Regions from separate parts of the Homo sapiens genome. Here regions 1 and 2 are each linked to region 3. The links are chromatin loops, found by intact Hi-C in ENCODE. Cell type or tissue: GM12878. All regions are shown on one strand.

What was found. A loop is a pair of places that touch in the nucleus more often than their neighbours do. Peaks named below come from ENCODE experiments on the same cell type or tissue, not always from the same donor. Only the 100,000 strongest peaks of a DNase experiment are listed, where the experiment ranks them.
Region 1: it touches region 3 in a loop (2.1-fold over the local background); 1 of 110 quality-filtered maps calls a loop at or near these places.
Region 2: it touches region 3 in a loop (2.5-fold over the local background); 1 of 110 quality-filtered maps calls a loop at or near these places.

What each region holds. Positions count from the first base shown.
Region 1 is chrX:142,883,828-142,891,827 of GRCh38, forward strand. No RefSeq gene overlaps it. Among named protein-coding and RNA genes, the nearest start is that of SPANXN4, 140 kb to the right of the region's middle. In GM12878, no CTCF peak of the experiment used is centred here; no DNase peak of the experiment used is centred here.
Region 2 is chrX:142,903,786-142,911,785 of GRCh38, forward strand. No RefSeq gene overlaps it. Among named protein-coding and RNA genes, the nearest start is that of SPANXN4, 120 kb to the right of the region's middle. In GM12878, no CTCF peak of the experiment used is centred here; a DNase peak (open chromatin) is centred at 3,796.
Region 3 is chrX:142,974,464-142,982,463 of GRCh38, forward strand. No RefSeq gene overlaps it. Among named protein-coding and RNA genes, the nearest start is that of SPANXN4, 47 kb to the right of the region's middle. In GM12878, no CTCF peak of the experiment used is centred here; DNase peaks (open chromatin) are centred at 3,298 and 3,778; H3K4me3 peaks cover 1,072 bases; H3K27ac peaks cover 3,746 bases.

The DNA of each region.
Region 1 (8,000 bases), 91 kb before region 3:
ACACTAAAAGCAACTGCAAGATAAGCAAAAATTGACAAATGGGATCCAATTAAAATAAAGAGCTTCTGAACAGCAAAAGAAATTATCAAAAGAGTGAACAGACAACCTGCAGAATGGGAGAAAATTTTTGCAATCTAGCTATCTGACAAAGGTGTAATACCCAGACTCTACAAAAAAATTAAATTTACAAGAAAAAAAACAACACCATTAAAAAGTGGGAAAAGGATATGAACAGACACTTCTCAAAAGAAGACATTTATGCGGCCAACAAACATATTTTTAAAAAGCTCATCATCACTGGTCATTAGCAAAATGCAAATCAAAACCACAATGAGATACCAACACATGCCAGTTAGAATGGTGATCATTAAAAAGTAAGGAAACAACAGATGCTGGAGAGGCTGTGGAGTAATAGGAACACTTTTACACTGTTGGTGGGAGTGTAAATTAGTTCAACCATTGTGCAAGACAGACAGTGTGGTGACTCCTCAAGGATCTAGAACCAGAAATACCATTTGACCCAGCAATCCCATTATTAAGTATATACCCAAAAGATTATAAATCATTTTACTATAATGACACATGCACACATATCTTTATTGCAGCACTGTTCACAATAGCAAAGATCTGGAACGAACCCAAATGCCCATCAATGATAGACTGGATAAAGAAAATGTGGCAAATATACACCATGGAATACTATGCAGCCATAAAAAAGAATGAGTTAATGTCCTTTGCAGGGACATGGGTGAAGCTGGAAACCATCATTCTCAGCAAACTAACACAGGAACAGAAAATCAAACGCTGCCCATGTTCTCACTCATAAGTGGGAGTTGAACAATGAGAACATATGGGCACAGGGAGGGGAACATCACACACCAGGGCCTGTCGGGGGTGGGGGGCAAGGGGAGGGATAGCATTAGGAGAAATACCTAATGTAGATGATGGGTTGATGGGTGCAGCAAACCACCATGGCACATGTGTACCTATGTAACAAACCTGCATATTCTGCACATGTATCCCAGAACTTAAAGTATAATTAAAAAAAAAAAAAAGAAAGAAGAAGAATAGGTGTATGGCTGCCAAGTTGACAATGGGTGGATGTGTGATGGTTAATTTTATTTGTCAGTTTGACTAGTCACAGTGTGTTTAGATTAATCATTATTTCTGGGTGTGTCTGTGAGGATGGTTTCAGGATGAGATTAGTATTTGAATCAGTGGACGCAGTAAGGTTTATTGCCCTCTGCAATATGGGCAATAAACGTTGAGGCCTGGAATAGAACAGTAAGCCAGAGAAAGGAGCAACTAACTTTGAGTGCTTTTTGCCTGCCTGCTTCGGCTGATATAGCTCATCTCATTTTCTCTGACCCTTGGTCTGGAAATTACACCATCAATTCCCTGCATTCTCAGGCTTTGGGGCTTAGATTGAAACTTTGCCACAGGCTTTTCTGGTTCTCTAGTTTATAAATGGCAGGTCTTAGGATTTCTTACCCTGCATAATTAAGTGGGTCAATTGATCAGTATGGATAGACAGCTAGCTAGCTAGATATAGATAGATAAAAATATATATTTATCTATCTGTATATGTATATATGCATATATATTTCTCTACATATGTATATATGCATATATATTTCTCTATCTATGTATATATAGATATGCATATGTATAGATAGAAATATATATTTCTATATCTATATATACATATATAGATATAGATCTAGATAGTTTCCAACTTCATCCGTGTCCACGCAAAGGGCATGAACTCTTTCTTTTTTATGGATGCATAGTATTCCATGGTGTATATGTGCCATATATATATAGATCTATATATTTCTCTAACCATATATACATATAGATAGATAGAGATTATATATATGTATATATAGATAGAGATTATATATATCTATATAGATAGATATATATAATTCAGATTCTGTTTTTCTTTCAGGTTCTGTTTTTCCGGAGAACCTTGACTAATATGATAAGGACTGAAATGCAGCAGATTCAGGAAAGATGCAAAAGTAGGAACTAGAAATAGATATAGTTGTGTATAATTTCCTCAGTAAGATAATATAGACTTAGAATAGTTGAAGTTAATTTCTAGACGTTCTTTGATTTTCAATTCATTTGCTAATTAATAGAAGAGTAGCAATACCATTTGAAGAATGTAATATCATGTACCTACAATAATTTACACTCTTACCATGTTTATTGCTGAAGCATCCCATTTAAGGAGAGAAAAGCTAAACATATATACATTGAAAAGCTTTTTCCAGTAATATCATCCAAAATTTTAACCGTTTACCAGGTTTTTTTTTTCTAAGAATTTTAAAAGGAAAGATCAGCTAAATCACCACATTTTCTCACAATCAATCTTTTCTTGACTGAGTCCTTTGATATTTGTATCAATTGATAAAATTGACTCTTGGAACTTTGGTCATTAAAATTTGAATAAAGTTGGCAATGGGTAAATAAGTACTAATTCTTCTGTAACTCAAGAGCCTAATCAGCATGAGGTCTGAGTAATCCAGTTTTTATATTAATAGCCGTTACCCAAAAGTTGCGACGTGAGAAAATCTTTCCAAAGCCAGTGTTCAAACTCACTCACATTCCCTTGAACTATCAGAAGATTCAAATAACTCATAGTCAAAGAAAACATAAAATGTTAGTAAATTAGATTGGGGACACTGGATCTTTTAGAAAGAACACAGCATGGGTGTAAATTACTTGTGCCAAATAGTGCATCTAATAGGTACTCAGGTACCTAAATGAAGTCAGTGTTGCTCTTGAAATGTACAGTGTTTTGTGACCCAAGTCAATGGTTATCAAACATGAACAGTCATTTAGTCCGTATCTTTGTGGCTAGCTCTTTAGAAGCATGCAGAAAGTGGGGACTGTTTGCTTTTTCTTTAGCATTCAATAGGTCCTTTTAGTAAGCTTGAAAGTGCTCTAAAAAGAAACTTTATTGTAACATCATAGGCGTCTCACACCAGTCAGAATGAGTATTATTAAAAAGTCAAAAAATAACAGATGCTGGCAAAACTGAAGAGAAAGAGAAATGCTTATACACTGTTGGTGATAATGAAAATTAGTTCAGCCCCTGTGGAAATCAGTTTGGAGATTTTTCAACTAAAAATTGAATTGCTATTCGACTCAGCAATCCATTTACTGAGTATGTACCCAAAGGAAAAAAAAAATCATTTTACCAAAAAGACATATGCACTTGTATGCTTATTACAGCACTATTTACACTAGCAAAGACACGGAATCCACTTAGATGCCAATTAATGGTGGACTGGATAAAGAAAACATGGCACATATACACCATGGAATACTATGAAGCCATTAAGAAATGAAATCATTTTCGTTATCACAACATGGATGTAGCTGAAGACAGACTATCATTCTAAGCAAATTAATGCAGAAACAGAAAATTAAATACCATGTGTTCTCACTTAGAAGAGGGAGTTAAATATCAGGCATACACTGACATAAAGATAGAAACGATAGACATCAGGAACTCTAAAAGCAGAAAAGGATGGAAGGGAGTAAGGGCCAAAAGCTTCCTATTGGGTACTATGTTCACTATCTGGGTGTTGGGATCAACAGAGGCCGAAACTTTGGTATCGTGCAATATACTCTTGTAACAAACCTCCATATGTATCCCCTGAATCTAAGATAAAAATTAAAATTAAAAACAAACAAAAAAAAGAAGTGTGATTACAGCATTCATCCCTACTCACCAAACCACTGTCAACATCATAGGCTTCATTTTTGATAGCCACCTGACTCAGTTCACCATGTTTATTTACCACTTCATAGGTGCAAGCAGTTTTCAACAACTCATATAAGACACAAGGCCTAAGGAAGCTGAAAAACTATTATTATTAATGCATTTTCTCTAAGGTTATTTTCTCGATTGTGCAATGGGGTTAATGACTACCACTTCAGTGAGTAGCTAAGAGCAGTAACAATGCTGTACTTATTCCATTAGATTGCTAGGAGGAATAAATGAGCAAATACTCATAAAGCTTTTGGAACATTGTCTGGTACATTGCCATGCTAAATATGTGCTAGGTATTATATTAGTATCCCATTTTACAGAAAGGAATCTGAGAATCTTAAGACTTAAGAAACTAGCTCAGAATCACACAGCTTTTTAAATAGTAGGTTTAGGAAACCAATCCAGATATGCCTAACTACAAAACCTGTGTCATCTTCATTACCACAGACGTTGACAACCTTATCCAAGAAACAATTGCTTTTCTTCTTCAATATCTTTCTAGGAAAGATCGGTTGAATGAACATTGACCTGTATTTTTACATCCACAAATCTATAGTAAGGAAAATTGTACATTCTCTGTATTATATATTTTTCACCACAACCCAATGTTTTAGGAACTCTTATGGCCCTTTTTACAGATGAGAAAACTGAGGCACATAAAAATTAGATATCTTGCACAAGATCTCACAGCTGTTGTGACAAAGCTGGAATTCTACCTGAGTTTTATCTGACTCCAGGAACCACGTTTTTTATCACTTTTAACCAAAGTCTCCATCACCTTTGAATTTATTGTCTTTATATCTACTGTTTTTGGAGGTATTTGTATTCCTGAGCATCTCTCTCAAGAAACCATGAGGGACTGGTGCATGCTCCCAGTGAAAATACAGCCCACCCTTCCACAGCAGTTTAGAACTTCAATTTCCCTCGCCACACACACACACACACACACACACACACACACACACACACACACACACTATTTCCATCTCATAGATGTCTATTGTATTTATTTATTTGCTTGTTTTTGTTTTTAATCTGAATCCAACTCAGGATTAGACTTAATTATAAAAAGTTGAACAAAAGATGTCCCCTGCTTTTGGATTGGTCGTGGTCCTGTGGGATTCAAAAGCAAAACAGAAATTACTATTCTAAGAGATTTTTTCTTTCATTCTCTCTCTCCCTTTCTACACTCCCTCTCTTTCTCATATATATATAAGTGTATACACATATCCACATATAAACATATATATATATACACATGTAGGAATATAGGGGCACACATATAAGTACATAAATATACACACAAAAATATTTGAGTTACAAAGATCCTTGAGAGAATACTTTTTATTATGAGTGAATCCACTCGTATCTATATACTCTGCTAGCCTTGTTGAAATACTCATAGGTGACATTTATATTTATATAACATATATATATATTATGTGTGTGAGCATGTATATATATACACATATATACACATATACACACACATACACACACACACATATACACACATATATACACATATACACATATATATACACACATATATACATATACACACACATATATACATATATACACACACATATACACATATATACACACATATATACATATATACATATATACACATATACACACATATATATACACATATACACACACATATATACACACATACACACACATATATACACATATACACACATATATACACACACATATATACACATACATACACACATATATACATATATACACACACATATACATACATACACACACATATATATACATATATACACACACATATACATACATGTATACACATATATACACATATACACACATATACACACATATATACATATATACACACATATACATATATACACGTATATACACACACGTGTATATATACGCGTGTATATACACACACGTGTATATATACGCGTGTGTATACACGTATATATGTACACGTGTATATATATACACGTATATATATACACGTGTATATATATACGTGTGTATATATACATATATATATATATATATATATATATATATATATAAAACTTCCTTTCTTCATTCATTGCTTATTTCCACAAATATTCACCGGACCTTCATGAAGCACTTACTAGGGCTCCAGAACTTAAGCCATTCATTCTACCTACATGTATTATGCCAGTAAGCATCTAATTCTGACAGTGGAAACCAGCCACCTTATTTCATACTAATGATATTATGTATTTATATGGACAGTGAAAGACTCTTCATGCTGTTCAAGAGATTCTGGAAAAGAGCTGTGTGCCACACTGCATTCATAGATTAAGTATTCACCATCACTACAGTCTTTATTTGAGAAAGCCAAATGCCTTGGAGCCCACAGGTGAAAACTGTGTGTTCCTTGTTATCTGAAAATAGTGTGTCACTGCCAGAGTTAATTACCTAAAGAGCTCCGCACAGAATCCACGTAACTGAGTCATGCTTTTCTTCTAAATTAGAACAATATAATTGTAACACGTAAAAGTAAGTCTTTTTGTATTTACTCTAATGAGCTCACTTCTCAGTTTTGCTAGTGACATGATAAACTAATAGAAGGGTCGATATGATGTCTCTATGGTAATTATCATGCCACTTCTCCTCTCCTCCTACATTCTTCTCATGTTACATTTTAATGTGTTTCTGCTCAAGTCAATTCAATTTATCAGTAGGCAAGAGGCATGAAACAACACTGATTTGCTGTGGATCTACTTACAAGTAAACTGGAAAACTCAATTTTCAAGTTAAGTTTTCAATAAGAAAGATATACATGAGATGAACAATACTGATTTGAAAGATATCATTATTTACAGAGATTTAATCTTATGTAAATATAAAAAAAATATTAAATGGTGCTGTGTATTTTGCACTCGCAAAATATATGTGTTTCCTTCTTGATTCATTACAAGGGAACTTTAAGGTTATAATCTATAATACGATAAGCCATAAGTAATTACAGAATAATAAAATGTGAAGAGACCCAAGAGATACTCCAACGCAGTGAGTTTAATTTTTTTTAATTTTTTTATTTTTTTGAGAAGGAGTCCCACTCTGTTGCCTAGGCTGGAGTGCAGTGGCGTGATCTTGGCTGAGTCACAGTGAGTTTTAAACTGGAGTGTGTATCCCTTTGTGTAGAAGATCATGAAGACGTTTGAAGGAGTACGTGGATGTGGCTAGTTCTCAGAGAATCTATTTTGTTTTCCCACTTCCATGCATCATCTTTCTAAAATTGGTCTGCCTGGAAACATCCGGAGTACAGGCTCCAGGGAGACTCTTCTCTCTCTCTTCCCTTTTATTTTATTTTATTTTATTTTATTTTATTTTATTTTATTTTATTATTATTGTACTTTAAGTTTTAGGGTACGTGTGCACAATGTGCAGGTTAGTTACATATGTATACATGTGCTATGCTGGTGTGCTGCACCCATTAACTCGTCATTTAGCATTGAGATATACCTAGTGCTAAATGGCAATGTTTTCAAGTCGCCCCTAATATCACAATACGGGGTATTGCCCTTAGGAAGAAAAACCTCCAAGGCACTAAACACAGGTTCAACAGGAAACACTATTAGTCACTATTGAGAATGTGAGTGAAACTACCACTAGGTTACGTATTCTTTGCAATTCATGTGGTTTCCAACGCTTTCCTTTCAACCACGTTGAAGAAGGACCTAAGACAAATAAGAGCTGATAAATTTTAATATATAAGTCAGAAGGAGTTTAAATGAGTGAGAAACATTACTAAAATAAAACTCCTTTCTAATCTTATATTTTACACAAATAGGTTTCTAGTCTTAACATATATGCAACACACATACACATAAATTGTTTGATAATAAATTCAACTAGAGCACAAAATAATATTTATCCATGGACATATAAACTCATTGAAAAATTATTCTTATCCAACTCATTTAAGAAATAGATTGTACATAAATATTAATTTTATGTTTTATTTCTTTTATTCAAATGTGTAATGTGTTTTATTTTGATCAATGGTATACTACAAAATAAATGTGATCATAATTCAATCTTGAATGATTTTTTAACCCATAGGAAAGTATGGTAACTGAAAATTATTTATTTTAAAATGAATGTTATATGTATGTCATTAAAATACATATTTAATACGGATATATTTTATACCAAAGAAATATGATCTGATGTT
Region 2 (8,000 bases), 71 kb before region 3:
CTCATTTGCAACTTGACTTTCTTGACAGAAACTATACTGGGGGATGACAGGTTGTAGAAATGAGACTAACTTGGTGTTTAATTTCTGAGTAAATGAAAGACAAATGTGGGCTTGAGGAGAATAATGCTAAAAGGACACCTCCAATTTATGTTGGGTAGGAAGGGCATATATTGGTATTTTCATTTTACAAACAAAAGCAAAGTTCAGAGTAGTTAACTTTTCTATGGTCACACAGCTATTAAGTTGTACATCTATCCCAGTTATTATTGCTGTGACGTAAACCACCTGAAAATCAAGTGGCTTAAAACCACAACTATTTAATTACATCTTATGTATTACGTGGTGAAGTAACTTGAGAGTGGTCAGCAGGATGATTCTTCTGCTCCTCATAACATTGACTGAGGTCACTTTGTGGTACCTACCTGATGGATGGAATAGTCTAGAACAGGGGTGTCCAACCTTTTGGCTTCCCTGGGCCACATTGGAAGAATTGTCTTGGGCCACACATAAAATTCACTAACACTAACGATAGCCAATGAGCTAAAAAAAACAAATCTGATAATGTTTTAAGAAAGTTTACAAATTTGTGTTGAGCCACATTCAAAGACATCCTGGGCCGTGGCTTAGAAAAGCTTGGTCTAGAGAGTCCAAGGCTGCTCTACTCATGTGTCTGACACCTTGGAGAGGATGACTGGAAGAAGGCTGGTATCAGGTAGGGCTTTTTACCAAAGTGTCTATATGTAGCCTCTCCAACATGGTAACTTCAGGGAAGTCAGACTTCTTAGATGGTAGCTGGCTTCCCCCAGAGAAAGTGCTCCAAGAGAACCAGGAAGAAGTTGTTTGACCTTTTCTAGCATTGTCTACCTCAGCGGTCCCCAACCTTTTTGGCACCAGGGACCAGTTTCGTGGAAGACAATATTTCCCTGGATTAGTTGTGGGGAGGTGGGTAGGGGTAGGGGTAGGAGGCTGGGGATGGTTTCAGGATGAAACGGTTCCACCTCACATCATCAGGCATTAGATACTCATAAGGAGCACACAACCTAGATCCCTTACATGCACAATTTACAATAAGGTTCATGCTCCTCTGAGAATCTATTGCCACTACTCATCTGACAGGAGGTGGAGCTCAGGCAGTAATGCTCACTTGCCAGCCACTCACCTCCTGCCATGCAGCCTAGTTCCTAACAGGCCAAAGATAGGCACTGGTCCACAGCCTGGGGCTTGTGGACCCCTGGTCTACCCACTTTTCAGTTAGACTTTACCCCTTGACTAGGGTGTGTCAAAATCAAATTATAAAAGAAATGTTTTTGGGGACCTTCTTTAGGAAATGCAATGTGTTGTTAATGCCATGACTAAAAATAGGGTCTCATGACTATTAGATTTTCCTAGTTTCTGCTAAATCTCTCTGCTTCATATATATGCAAGTGCGTGCCCAAAGACATACACATGGACATATACAATGACAAACACAGGTACACACAGTATAAGTTAGAATGTAAACTCTAATGTATTTTATTTTTTCTATTTTTGTTTTCTATTTTTGACAGTATATTGTCTATTTCCTATTTTTTTCATTATTGTACTCCCTCAGAAATTAGCATGGTAGGGGCTCAATGCATATTTATGATGTGAGTGGATGAATAAAGATGTGAATATCAAATGTAAGGAAAGTATCCTTAGTATATAACTTCAGTTTTCTGCATAAAAGATGATCAAGGAAATTTGTATTTTGATTAATTTAATTATAGCTATTTTATTTGCATTTTAGAAAATAGTTTGGCTAGTCTTGATTGATACTTCCATGCAATAATAAATAGAAATAATTTGTAATTCTAGAAAATAAAAAATGATTTAGTTTTTCTGTATTCAAATAGTCCTAGGATGAAATCTAGGCATGGGTGCATTTACAAGGTAAAATTTTGATGAGTACCTTCTATGTCCTTGAATAAATTGCTGCATCACAAAGTAACAATTTTGCAGCTTACCATATCTTTTTCTTCAAAGATATGTTAAGTGTCCGTCTACGCTATGAAGCCCTCTATGGATTCCCGGAATTGTAACAATCTACCTTTCCCTTTGTGCTTGGTTTGCATGTTATGATTTCACAATACATAGTGTTTCACTTTGTAATAATTTTAAAGTTATCTCTTAAACTACATGAGAAATACCCTGAAGATAGTCTGGCTTAATTCATGGTAAGAGGAAAAATATATCCTGTCTTCACTTATAAATATTTTTTCTTAGACCGAAAGAAAATCAATTTTTATACTAAAAGTAAATCATGGACTGGGGGCAATACTGAAACAATTTTCAATACAGAGATCTGTTTTAGGGGAGAATTTGTCATGTGTGGTGAAAGGCATGTTTTCTAGGAGGAATAATTAAACTTGGCCTACATTGAAAATGCATGTTCTTATACCCAAGAAAAAAAATGTCACTTTCACAAATGAGCGATGATCTGAAGTCCTTCAAACACACTAGAAAAACTCAGCTTCAAAAAACCACACATAAACAATGAGTAAGTTTCTTGATTAATTCGCTGTTACTATGTTCTTTGAGGCTTATAATTCACCCAGATGAAGTGCCTCTGAGTCAAACAAACTCTTTGTTCACAACTAATTTTGACCCCTGGTTTACAGTCATCACTTTGTTTTTAAGATAAAATGAAAACTGTAGTTCTTAATCATTTTATGACACTGAAAACATTTGATAACATGATCCCAAATTTCTGAGCTTTGAATTATTTTTAATATCCAGAGGGAACACAGCTTGGGACAGAGAGGTGATTTTTGCATTCATGATCTCCAACCCCTGATTTTCCAGATAGGGAAACCAACTCAAAGAGAAGGGGAACATATAAGTACATATATGGACACACACACACACACATACACAGACACACATGCACACATGCACACACATTGGATGAGTATCCATTATCCAAAATGCGTAGGTTCGGAACTGTTTTGGATTTAATTTATTTGAATTTTTGAATACTTTCATATACATACTGACATATTTTGAAGAAGGAACCCAATTTTAATAGCTTGAAGGTCATTTTATACAATATGTCTGATAATTTTGTGCATGAGACAAAGTTTTGATAGCATTTTGACTGTAACCCATTACATGAGGTCAGGTGTGAAATTTTCCTGTTTTGTCATGTTGACACTCAAAAAGTTTTGAATTTTGAAGCTTTCAAATTTAAGATTTTTGGATTAAGGATGCTCTATCTGTATACAGGCATACCTCATGTAATTGTGTTTTGACTTATGGTGCTTTGCAGATTTTGCATTTTTACAAATGAAAAGTTTGTAGCAATCCTGGGTTCAGCAAATCTATTGGCACCAATTTTTTTTTTTTCGACAGCATGTGCTCACTTCAAGTCTCTGTGTCACAACATTTTGGTAATGCTGGTGATATTTCAACCTTTTTTATTATTATTATATCTGTTATGGTGATCTGTGATTACTGATCTTTTCATGTGATGCTTGTAATTGTTTTACGGCCTCATGAACTGCACCTATAGAAGATGTTGAACTTAATCATATAAGATGGTGAACTTAAATAGATAGATGTTGTGTGTTTTCTTACTGCTCCACCAACCAATTGTTCCTCCATCTCTTTACCTCTCCTCAAGTCTCTATATTCCCTGACACACAACAGTATTGAAAGTAAGCTAATTAAAAACCCTACAATGGCCTCTAAGCATTCAAGTGAGAGTTTCACCTTTCTTTAACTCAAAAGCTAGAAATAATTAAGCTTAGTGAGAAAGGCATGTGAAAAGCTGAACTAGGCTGAAACCTAGACCTCTTGTGCCAGTTAGCCAAATTGTGAATGCAAATGACAGGTTCCTGAATAAAATTAAAACTACTACCACAGTGAACAAAAACATGATAAGAGAGCTAAACCACCTATTGCTGATATGAAAAAAGTTTTGGTTATCTGCAGAAGATCAAATCAGCCAGAACATTCCCTTAAGCCAAAACCTAGTCCACATCAAGATCATAACTCTCTTCAATTCTAGGAAGGCTGAGAGAGGTGAGGAGGCTGTGGAAGGAAAGTTTTAAGCCAGCAGGGGTTAGTTCATGAGGTTTAAGGAAAGAAGCCATCTCCTTTGATCCATCTTGAATTAATTTTTGTATAAGGTGTAAGGAAGCGATCCAGATTCAGCTTTCTACATATGGCTAGCCAGTTTTCCCAGCACCATTTATTAAATAGGGAATCCTTTCCCCATTGCTTGTTTTTCTCAGGTTTGTCAAAGATCAGATAGTTGTAGATATGCGGCATTATTTCTGAGGGCTCTGTTCTGTTCCATTGATCTATATCTCTGTTTTGGTACCAGTACCATGCTGTTTTGGTTACTGTAGCCTTGTAGTATAGTTTGAAGTCAGGTAGCGTGATGCCTCCAGCTTTGTTCTTTTGGCTTAGGATTGACTTGGCGATGCAGGCTCTTTCTTGGTTCCATATGAACTTTAAAGTAGTTTTTTCCAATTCTGTGAAGAAAGGCATTGGTAGCTTGATGGGGATGGCATTGAATCTATACATTACCTTGGGCAGTATGGCCATTTTCACCATACTGATTCTTCCTACCCATGAGCATGGAATGTTCTTCCATTTGTTTGTATCCTCTTTTATTTCCTTGAGCAGTGGTTTGTAGTTCTCCTTGAAGAGTTCCTTCACATCCCTTGTAAGTTGGATTCCTAGGTATTTTATTCTCTTTGAAGCAATTGTGAATGGGAGTTCACTCATGATTTGGCTCTCTGTTTGTCTGTTATTGGTGTATATGAATGCTTGTGATTTTTGTACATTGATTTTGTATCCTGAGACTTTGCCGAAGTTGCTTATCAGCTTAAGGAGATTTTGGGCTGAGACAAAGGGGTTTTCTAGATATACAATCATGTCATGTGCAAACAGGGACAATTTGACTTCCTCTTTTCCTACTTGAATACCCTTTATTTCCTTCTCCTGCCTCATTGCCCTGGCCAGAACTTCCAACACTATGTTGAATAGGAGGGGTGAGAGAGGGCATCCCTGTCTTGTGCCAGTTTTCAAAGGGAATGCTTCCAGTTTTTGCCCATTCAGTATGATATTGGCTGTGGGTTTGTCATAGATAGCTCTTATTATTTTGAGATACGTCCCATCAATACCTAATTTATTGAGAGTTTTTAGCATGAAGTGTTGTTGAATTTTGTCAAAGGCCTTTTCTGCATCTATTGAGATAATCATGTGGTTTTTGTCTTTGGTTCTGTTTATATGCTGGATTACATTTATTGATTTGCATATATTGAACCAGCCTTGCATCCCAGGGATGAAGCCCACTTGATCGTGGTGGATAAGCTTTTTGATGTGCTGCTGGATTCGGTTTGCCAGTATTTTATTGAGGATTTTTGCATCAATGTTCATCAAGGATATTGGTCTAAAATTCTCTTTTTTGGTTGTGTCTCTGCCCGGCTTTGGTATCAGGATGATGCTGGCCTCATAAAATGAGTTAGGTAGGAGTCCCTCTTTTTCTATTGATTGGAATAGTTTCAGAAGGAATGGTACCAGTTCCTCCTTGTACCTCTGGTAGAATTCGGCTGTGAATCCATCTGGTCCTGGACTCTTTTTGGTTGGTAAGCTGTTGATTATTGCCACAATTTCAGAGCCTGTTATTGGTCTATTCAGAGATTCAACTTCTTCCTGGTTTAGTCTTGGGAGGGTGTATGTGTCGAGGAATTTATCCATTTCTTCTAGATTTTCTAGTTTATTTGCGTAGAGGTGTTTGTAGTATTCTCTGGTGGTAGTTTGTATTTCTGTGGGATTGGTGGTGATATCCCCTTTATCATTTTTTATTGCGTCTATTTGATTCTTCACTCTTTTTTTCTTTATTAGTCTTGCTAGCGGTCTATCAGTTTTGTTGATCCTTTCAAAAAACCAGCTCCTGGATTCATTAATGTTTTGAAGGGTTTTTTGTGTCTCTATTTCCTTCAGTTCTGCTCTTCAGTTTCTTGCCTTCTGCTAGCTTTTGAATGTGTTTGCTCTTGCTTTTCTAGTTCTTTTAATTGTGATGTTAGGGTGTCAATTTTGGATCTTTCCTGCTTTCTCTTGTGGGCATTTAGTGCTATAAATTTCCCTCTACACACTGCTTTGAATGTGTCCCAGAGATTCTGGTATGTTGTGTCTTTGTTCTCGTTGGTTTCAAAGAACATCTTTATTTCTGCCTTCATTTCGTTATGTACCCAGTAGTCATTCAGGAGCAGGTTGTTCAGTTTCCATGTAGTTGAGCGGTTTTGAGTGAGTTTCTTAATCCTGAGTTCTAGTTTGATTGCACTGTGGTCTGAGAGACAGTTTCTTATAATTTCCGTTCTTTTACATTTGCTGAGGAATGCTTTACTTCCGACTATGTGGTCAATTTTGGAATAGGTGTGGTGTAGTGCTGAAAAAAATGTATATTCTGTTGATTTGGGGTGGAGAGTTCTGTAGATGTCTATTAGGTCCGCTTGGTGCAGAGCTGAGTTCAATTCCTGGGTATCCTTGTTAACTTTCTGTCACGTTGATCTGTCTAATGTTGACAGTGGGGTGTTAAAGTCTCCCATTATTATTGTGTGGGAGTCTCAGTCTCTTTGTAGGTCACTCAGGACTTGCTTTATGAATCTGGGTGCTCCTGTATTGGGTGCACGTATATTTAGGACAGTTAGCTCTTCTTGTTGAATTGATCCCTTTACCATTATGTAATGGCCTTCTTTGTCTCTTTTGATCTATGTTGGTTTAAAGTCTGTTTTATCAGAGACTAGGATTGCAACCCCTGCCTTTTTTTGTTTTCCATTTGCTTGGTAGATCTTCCTCCATCCTTTTATTTTGAGCCTACGTCTAAAACCACAAAAACCCTAGAAGAAAACCTAGGCATTACCATTCAGGACATAGGCATGGGCAAGGACTTCATGTCTAAAACACCAAAAGCAATGGCAACAAAAGCCAAAATTGACAAATGGGATCTAATTAAACTAAAGAGCTTCTGCACAGCAAAAGAAACTACCATCAGAGTGAACAGGCAACCTACAGAATGGGAGAAAATTTTTGCAACCTACTCTTCTGACAAAGGGCTAATATCGAGAATCTACAATGAACTCAAACAAATTTACAAGAAAAAAACAAACAACCCCATCAAAAAGTGGGCAAAGGATATGAACAGACACTTCTCAAAAGAAGACATTTATGCAGCCAAAAAACACATGAAAAAATGCTCACCATCACTGACCCATCAGAGAAATGCAAATCAAAACCACAATGAGATACCATCTCACACCAGTTAGAATGGCAATCATTAAAAAGTCAGGAAACAACAAACAGGTGCTGGAGAGGATGTGGAGAAATAGGAACACTTTTACACTGTTGGTGGGACTGTAAACTAATTCAACCATTGTGGAAGTCAGTGTGGCGATTCCTCAGGGATCTAGAACTAGAAATACCACTTGACCCAGCCATCCCATTACTGGGTATATACCCAAAGGGCTATAAATCATGCTGCTATAAAGACACATGCACACGTATGTTTATTGCGGCACTGTTCACAATAGCAAAGACTTGGAACCAACCCAAATGTCCAGCAATGATGGACTGGATTAAGAAAATGTGGCACATATACACCATGGAATACTATGCAGCCATAAGAAATGATGAGTTCTTGTCCTTTGTAGGGACATGGATGAAATTGGAAATCATCATTCTCAGTAAACTATCACAAGGACAAAAAAACCAAACACCGCATGTTCTCACTCATAGGTAGGAATTGAACAATGAGAACACATGGACAAAGGAAGGGGAACATCAGACTCTGGGGACTGTTGTGGGGTGGGGGGCGGGGGGAGGGATAGCATTAGGAGATATACCTAATGCTAAATGACGAGTTAATGGGTGCAGCACACCAGCATGGCACATGTATACATATGTAACTAACCTGCACATTGTGCGCATGTACCCTAAAACTTACTTAAAGTCTAATAATAATAAAATTATAT
Region 3 (8,000 bases):
GACCATCCTAAGCAAAAAGAACAAAGCTGGAGGCATCATGTTACCTGAATTCAAACTATACTACAAGGCTACAGTAACCAAAACAGCATGGTACTGGTACCAAAACAGATATATAAACCAATGGAACAGAACAGAGGCCTCAGAAATAACATCACACATCTACAACTGTCTGATCTTTGACAAACCTGACAAAAACAAGCAATGGGGAAAGGATTCCCTATTTAATAAATGGTGTTGGGAAAACTGGCTAGCCATATGCAGAAAACTGAAAGTGGACCCCTTCCTTATGCCTTATACAAAAATTAACTCAAGATGGATTAAAGACTTAAATATAAGACCTAAAACCATAAAAACCCTAGAAGAAAACCTAGGCAATACCATTCAGGACATAGGCATGGGCAAAGACCTCAGGACTAAAACACCAAAAGCCATGGCAACAAAAGCCAAAATTGACAAATGGGATCTAATTAAACTAAAGAGCTTCTGCACAGCAAAAGAAACTATTTTCACACTGAACAGGCAACCTACAGAATGGGAGAACATGTTTGCAATCTATCCATCTGACAAATGGCTAATATCCAGAATCTACAAAGAATTTAAACAATTTTACAATAAAAAAAAACCCCATCAAAAAGTGGGTGAAGGATATGAACAGACAATTCTCAAAAGAAGACATTTCTGTGGCCAACAAACATATGAAAAACACCTCATCATCACTGGCCATTAGAGAAATACAAGTCAAAACCACAATGAGACACCATCTCATGCCAGTTAGAATGGCGATCATTAAAAAGTCAGGAAACAACAGATGCTGGAGAGAATGTGGAGAAATAGGAATGCTTTTACACTGCTGGTGGAAGTGTAAATTAGTTCAACCATTGTGGAAGACAGTGTGGTGATTCCTCAAGGATCTAGAATCAGAAATACCATTTGACCCAGCAATCCCATTACTGGGTATATACCCAAAGGATTATAAATCATTTTACTATAAAGACACATGCACAATTACATTTATTGCAGCACTGTTCACAATAGCAAAGACTTGGAACCAACCCAAATGCCCATCAGTGGTATACTGGATAAAGAAAATGTGGCACATATACACCAGGAAATACTATGCAGCCATAAAAAAGGATGAGTTCGTGTCCTTTGTAGGGAAATGGATGAAGCTGGAAACCATCATTCTCAGCAAACTAACACAGGAAGAGAAAACCAAACACTGCATGTTCTCACTCATAAGTGGGAGTTGAACAATGAGAACACATGGACACAGGGAGGGGAACTTCACACACTAGGGCCTGTTGCAGAGTGGGGGGCTAGGGGAGGGATGGCATTTGGAGAAATTCCTAATGTAGTTGACGCGTTGATGAGTGCAGCAAACCACCATGGCACGTGTATACCTATGTAACAAACCTGCACGTTCTGCACATGTATCCCAGAACTTACATCATAAGAAATAATTTTTTAAAAATATATCTGCACTTCCATGTTTATTGCAGCACTATTTATTTAGCACAATAGGTAAAATGTGAATCTACCTAAGTACCCATCAACGGATGAATGGATAAAGGAAATATGACATATTTATACAATGAATATTATTAAGCCATAAAAGTAATGAAATCCAGTCCTTTGCAGCGACATGAATGAAAGTGGAGGCTGTCATGTTAAGTGAAATTAGTCAAGCACAGAAAGACGAATATTACATGTTCTCACTCATATGTAGAAACTAAAAAAGTGGATCTTCTGAAGTTAGAGAGTAGAATGTTGACTACCAGATCCTGGGAAGAAGAGGAGGTTGAGATGAATGGAAAAGAAACACAAACATAGTTATTATCACTGAACTGTCCACTTAAAAATGGTAAATAGGGCACATTTTCTATCTTGCCTCAATAAAAAATTAAAAATAAAAAACCAAAGATAACAAGTGTTGGCAGGAGTGTGAAGAAAAGGAAACCCTTGTGTACTGTTGGAATGTAAATTGTTGCAGCCACACTGGAAAACAGTATGCAGGTTCCTCAAAAAACTTAAAAGTAGAACTACCACAAGATCCAGCAAATCCACTTCAGAGTGTACATCCAAAGGAACTGAAATCAGTATATTGAAGACATATCTGCACTTCCATATTTATTGAAGCATTATTCAGAGTAGCTAAGATATGAAAACAACTCAAGTGTCCATGAACAAACAGATGGAAAAAGAAAATATGGTATATACATATAGTGGTATGATATTTACTCTTAACAAAATAGGGAAATCCTTTCATTTGTGACAACATGGATGAAACTGTAGGACATTAAGCTAAGTGAAATAAGCCAGACGCCAAAGGACAAATACTACGTGATATCAGTTAAATTAGAAATCTAAAATAGTCACATTCATAGAAGCAGAGTATAGAGTAGCGGTTATCAGGCCTAGGAGGTTAAGGATAGAGGTGGGTATTGGTCAAGAGGTACATAGTTTCGGTTATACAAAATGAACAAGTCTTAGAGATCTACTGTTCAGCACAGTAGCTATAGTTAACAATAGTGTATTGTATACTTTCAAATTTGCTAAAAGGGTACATCTTAAGTGTTCTTATCCCAAAAATAATAACAATAATGATAATAATAATAAAACGGGAAGGAGGAATCTTTTGGAGGTGAGTAGGTTGATTACATTGTTTGTGGTAATGATTGCATGGGTATGTACTTTATTTCTAAACTCATCGAGTTTTATCCATTAAATATGTACAATTTTTGTATAAATTACACCTCAATAAAACAATTTCTAAAAATATGCACATCATCATTATTTGTGGTTTTGTGTCTTAGAAAGTATCTACTTTTTTTCTTCCCTGGGAAACACGGCCTTCTCAGAAACCACGTACTTCTTTGATGCTCTGTCCCCCAGGGAATTCTCAAGTTCACTGTCAGTTTCTGGACCTCAGCAAAGAGAACATCTACATTTTACATGATATACAGCACTCACCTTTGTTTAGGACATAACTGGTATTGTTTCTGGTTGCAAAATACGTGAATTTGGTCATTTCTTTTCAGATGGTTGAAAGTTATAGTAGGAATATTCACCCAAGACCAGCAATAAGCCTGGCCCCAACACATGCCTGCTCTGCCTGGCTCTAAAGTATCTCTTTGGGGCAGTCTAATAGTCACCAGAGTAGCTGTCACTGCAGCTTAACCACATGACCTCTCCTTCTACCTCCTTTCTGAAGAATGAAAGAGAAGAAACATACCTTGAAAGTTGTAGATGTCCTAGCATCAACACCAGCTTGCACAAACATGCGTGAAGTTCTTATTGACAGCTGTGTGCTGTAAGGGTGGTTGCCATTGTACAAAATAAGGAAGCTGAGATACAGGAAGTGAAAACACATAACATATTATTTGCCTTAGTTCTCATTTGGAAAGTAGTAGAATCGGGTGTGTAACTAAGTCTCAGAGCCTCCAAAGCCTGTACCCTTTCAGATGTACCTTACTAATCAGAAATTTAGGTGAGGTATTGGAGAGGGAGTATAGAAGAGAGTTCGCAAATCAAAATCCAGGAGAGAAAGAGGGCTGAAAAGGCAGCAGTATATATAGCTTCCTGTCTCCACTTCAGAATCTTCTTGTGAATTTGTCAATGAATTTGTGTTAACTTTCATGGCTTCATCTTCTACATCCAAACTACAGTATTTATTTTCTTGTGTAAATTACTTCAAAAACTTAGACGAATACTGCAAATGATTAGCCTTTACAGCTTCTTTTTTGAATTTCAAAGGATTCTACAACCCTTAATTACTCACCTACATCTGTAAGGCCAGGCAAGAATTATCACCTTAATTGAACCAAAGGAAACCCAGAGGTCAAGCAGTTCCCTGCTGCCCCCACAGCAAGAAAGTGACGGAGTGAATCAAGAATCGGAAAGCATACTTCCTAATTTCAATTCTATATATAGACATTGACTTTTTAAAGTTTTCTAGCAAAAGAAGGGCAGTGCTGCTAATTATAATGAGCTGAATTACTCTGCTTGTCACTCAGACAAAAATGTGTTTATTAAAGATAGGCAAGACAGTGAGAGAAGAACAGAGAGACAACGAGATAACAAAGAGACAGTGCAGGGAGACAGCTTGTCAGTATAAGGAATGAGCTGTCACTTTCCTTGTTGGAAGCAACAGGGAGCTTTATGAAGAAGAAGGGAAAGCTTAAGCTAAATGGGGGAAAACACAGTCCAGGTGACAAGCAAGGAGGTCAGCAGTCCAGAATAATTTCATACCACACGTGCTGCTCTTCAGCAGGGTTAAGCATAAAATGAGATTACTATGCAAAAAAGGCACAGATTTGAAATACCAGATCTTTAACTCAAATATCTTTTTGTTCAATACTCCTGGAGTGTTCCTTGAGTCTCTCCGGGAATTTTAAATTAAAAAAAAAAGTGACAAAGAAAAATTATTTGAAAAGTAGAATAAGAAGATTCTGAGAGTCCATAAATTAAGGAACGCATTTGGTCAAAATTATATAATCCTGAGTTAGCAAACATGTAGAAAAATTGTAATCCTCTTCACTTTAAGAACTCATTTCAGTGTGGTTGCATGTACTCCTCATTCTTTAAAGCAATTATTTCACATTCAGAAGCCACTTAGTGGCCAAGTGGCATATAATATGCAATAATTTCATAGTTTCCTGAAACGTAAGTTTGAAATATTGAATAAATTGTTTTTGTTGTTTCCAAATGAACCACATCCCCTGAGTAATCACCTTCATTCTCATATGAAACAATAAACAAAAGGACAAATACTACATGATGCCACTTATATGAGGAATCTAAAATAGTCAAATTAATAGAAGTGGAGAGTGGAATGATGGTTGTCTGGGCCTGGGATACATAGTATGAAATACAACATCACTATTAAATGAATGTAGTAGTAAATCTATATGTAATGTCTTAGAAAAAGATATATATATAGATATAGATATATATATATAGATATATATATATTTTTTTTGAGACACAGTCTCACTCTGTCGCCCAGGCTGGAGTGCAGTGGCGTGATCTCGGCTCACTGCAAGCTCCGCCTCCTGGGTTCAAGCAATGCTCCTGCCTCAGCCTCCCAAGTAGCTGGGATTACAGGCACCCACCACCACGCCCGGCTAATTTCTGTGTGTGTGTGTATTTTCAGTAGAGACGGGGTTTCACCGTGTTAGCCAGGATGGTCTCAATCTCCTGACTTCGTGATCCACCCGCCTCTGCCTCCCAAAGTACTGGGATTACAGGCATGAGCCACTGCGCCCGGCCTAAAATATATTTTAAGTGAAAAAGAGTAAATTGCAAAGAATGTGCTCAGTGTGAGCCCATTTTTTTGGTTGTTTGAAGAATGCATAGTCATGGGTAGAACATGTTGGGCAGTATATTTGCATAATTCAAATGGCCACCAAACAGAGTGACCATCCTGCTGCCCTTCCCTTGTAAGTTTATTTTGTTACACTCCAAGCCATCTTTTTGACCTTTCCTCTCCTCAAATAACACATCCCTGAGCTAATGACCTGACTTCATATTTTATTGAGAAAATAGAAGGCCACAGATGAGACCTATCTTATCACCCCACCAGCAAACCTACAGGCTACCTCTCTGTTTTCTGTGCCCATTTTGTCTGCCTTCCCTCTTGTCAGCTACAATGGAGGGAGTATCCCTGTTTTTATCAATGTCCAACCTCAACATTTGTGTACTGGAGTCCCTCTACGCTTGATTTCTCAAATATCTGATTTCTATTCTCAGTAATATTCTCTCTCTCTCTCCTCCCACTCCTTTCTTTTAAGATGCCTTATTTATTTTTGTACTTACGTTGATCATTACCAACAGAAATACAGCATAAGTATGTTATATGTCTTGCTTTTTGATTAATAGCAACAGCAAAAACATTCTTTTGAGCTCACAACACTTGCCAGGGTTTGCCCCATTTCTCTGTTTCACGTAATGAAAGTAAAACTTTTTGAGAGTTGTCTGTAATCTCTTGCCTCTGCTCGTTAAACTCACATTCTTTCTTTACCTCTATCTGTGGTTTTATATTTCCTCTTCTTCTCCACTAATTGTACTTTTGTCATGTCATCAATGACCTCTATATTGGCAAATTTTATAATCATTTCACTGTTCTTAGCATATTTACTTTCTCAACAATATTTGACAGTTAATCTTCCTTTCCCTTTTATTTATTTTTATTTTTTATTTTTATTTTTATTTTTAGGTGGAGTCTCACTCTGTCGCCCAGGCTGGAGTATAGTGGTGTGATCTCGGCTCACTGCAACCTCCACCTCCTGGGTTCAAGCAATCCTCCTGCCTCAGCCTCTCAAGTAGCTGAGATTACAGGCATGCCACCACAGCCAGCTGATTTTTTTTTTTTTTTTGTATTTTTCTAGAGACAGGGTTTCACCATGTTGTCCAGGCTATGGACCATGTCAGGAAACATGTTGTCCATGTTTCCTGACCTCAAATGATCCGCCCGCCTAGGCCTCCCAAAGTGATGGGATTACAGGCGTGAGCCACCGCGCCCATCCACTTTCCCTTTAAAGATATATATAATTTCTTAATTTTTTTTTTTTTACTTCTTATATATCACAACGGTCTGGGTTCCCTTTTACCTAACTGGCTACTTCTTGGTTTCTTGGCTGGTTCCTCCTTGTCGTCCTGAATTCTAAATGTTGGAGTTCTCTGGGGCTCTGTTCTGAGCCTTCAGTCTCTATCTGAATCCTCTGTAGAGATTACCTCATCCAATCCCAAAATGTTAAATGATGGCTATCAGCCAGTGATTTCTCAAACTTTATCTTCAAATACTCTTTATAAGCCAAATAGTTTTCCAATGCCTGATTTTCTCCACTGGAAGTCCAGGCACAAATATCCAACTGCTTCCCTGACATTTCCAAATAGTTCTCTAACATGTATTGTAAATATTAAATGATCAAAAGAGAACTTGATTTCCCCCAGAATCTGCTTTTCTTCTAGTCTTCTCTATTTCATCGAAGTATACTACTACACTCCCAGATGCTTTTGTTCCAAATAAAAAGTTTTCATTGATTCTCTTAATTCCCTTAACAGCCCCACCCACCTGTATTAAATGCACCTTAAAGTTATGTTACCTATGCCTATAAAACATCTTTAGAATCATTTGAATTCAAATTATTCCAACTTGCCATCACTGTGGACCAATTTCCATTTTTTCTGGCCTGGACTACTGCAATACACTGATTCATAAATGAAGTGTATGGTTCCAGGCCAAAATCCTATGTGTGACTTTTCAGGCATGACCATAAGTAATTATCAAGGCTTTACCTGACAAACCTTACAGGGGAAGCTACTCTCCCATACCAGATTTAGTGCACAGCTGACACCTTGCAGTTACTAACCGAAGTTACAGTCACAGACTCATATGTCACACCCCACCTTTCTCCAGCTTGTTGTGCTCTTTGGTATATCTGCGTCCTTAGCTCAGGCACCTTCATTAAGGGGTTTCTTTACTTGGGGTTTTGGTAGAAGCCTTCCTCAGGTGCCTCTGCATCTGAGGATAAGGAACAGAAAATCTTGAAGACATTTTTTTCTCCACTCTGACTCAGTACTTTTCCAGTCCCAATGCTTCACCCTCCCCATTCTTCCTGTCCCCTCGTCTCTGAGTCCATAGAAATGCAGGAGCCTTTTCAGATAGCTAGCTAGATAGATAGATAGATACATAGATAGATAGACACATAGAGAAATAGATAGATAATATATATTTATCCATGAACAAAGAGAGACAGAGAGAGATCTCTTCTGTCCCCACATTGAGATGACCACTATGACTGTGCTGATTTACATGAACTTTGACCCAGCCTGCCATTACCTGGGAGAAAGTAGAACAGGGAAAAGTGAGGGCTTTCTCTGGTTTAGTCTCTTGCTTATATTATACCAGAAAGTAATTAAACCTGGACAATGACTGTGATTTTGTCTTGTTGTTTTAATCAACTACTTGGACACCTAACAATGCATCTCTCTCTAATTCA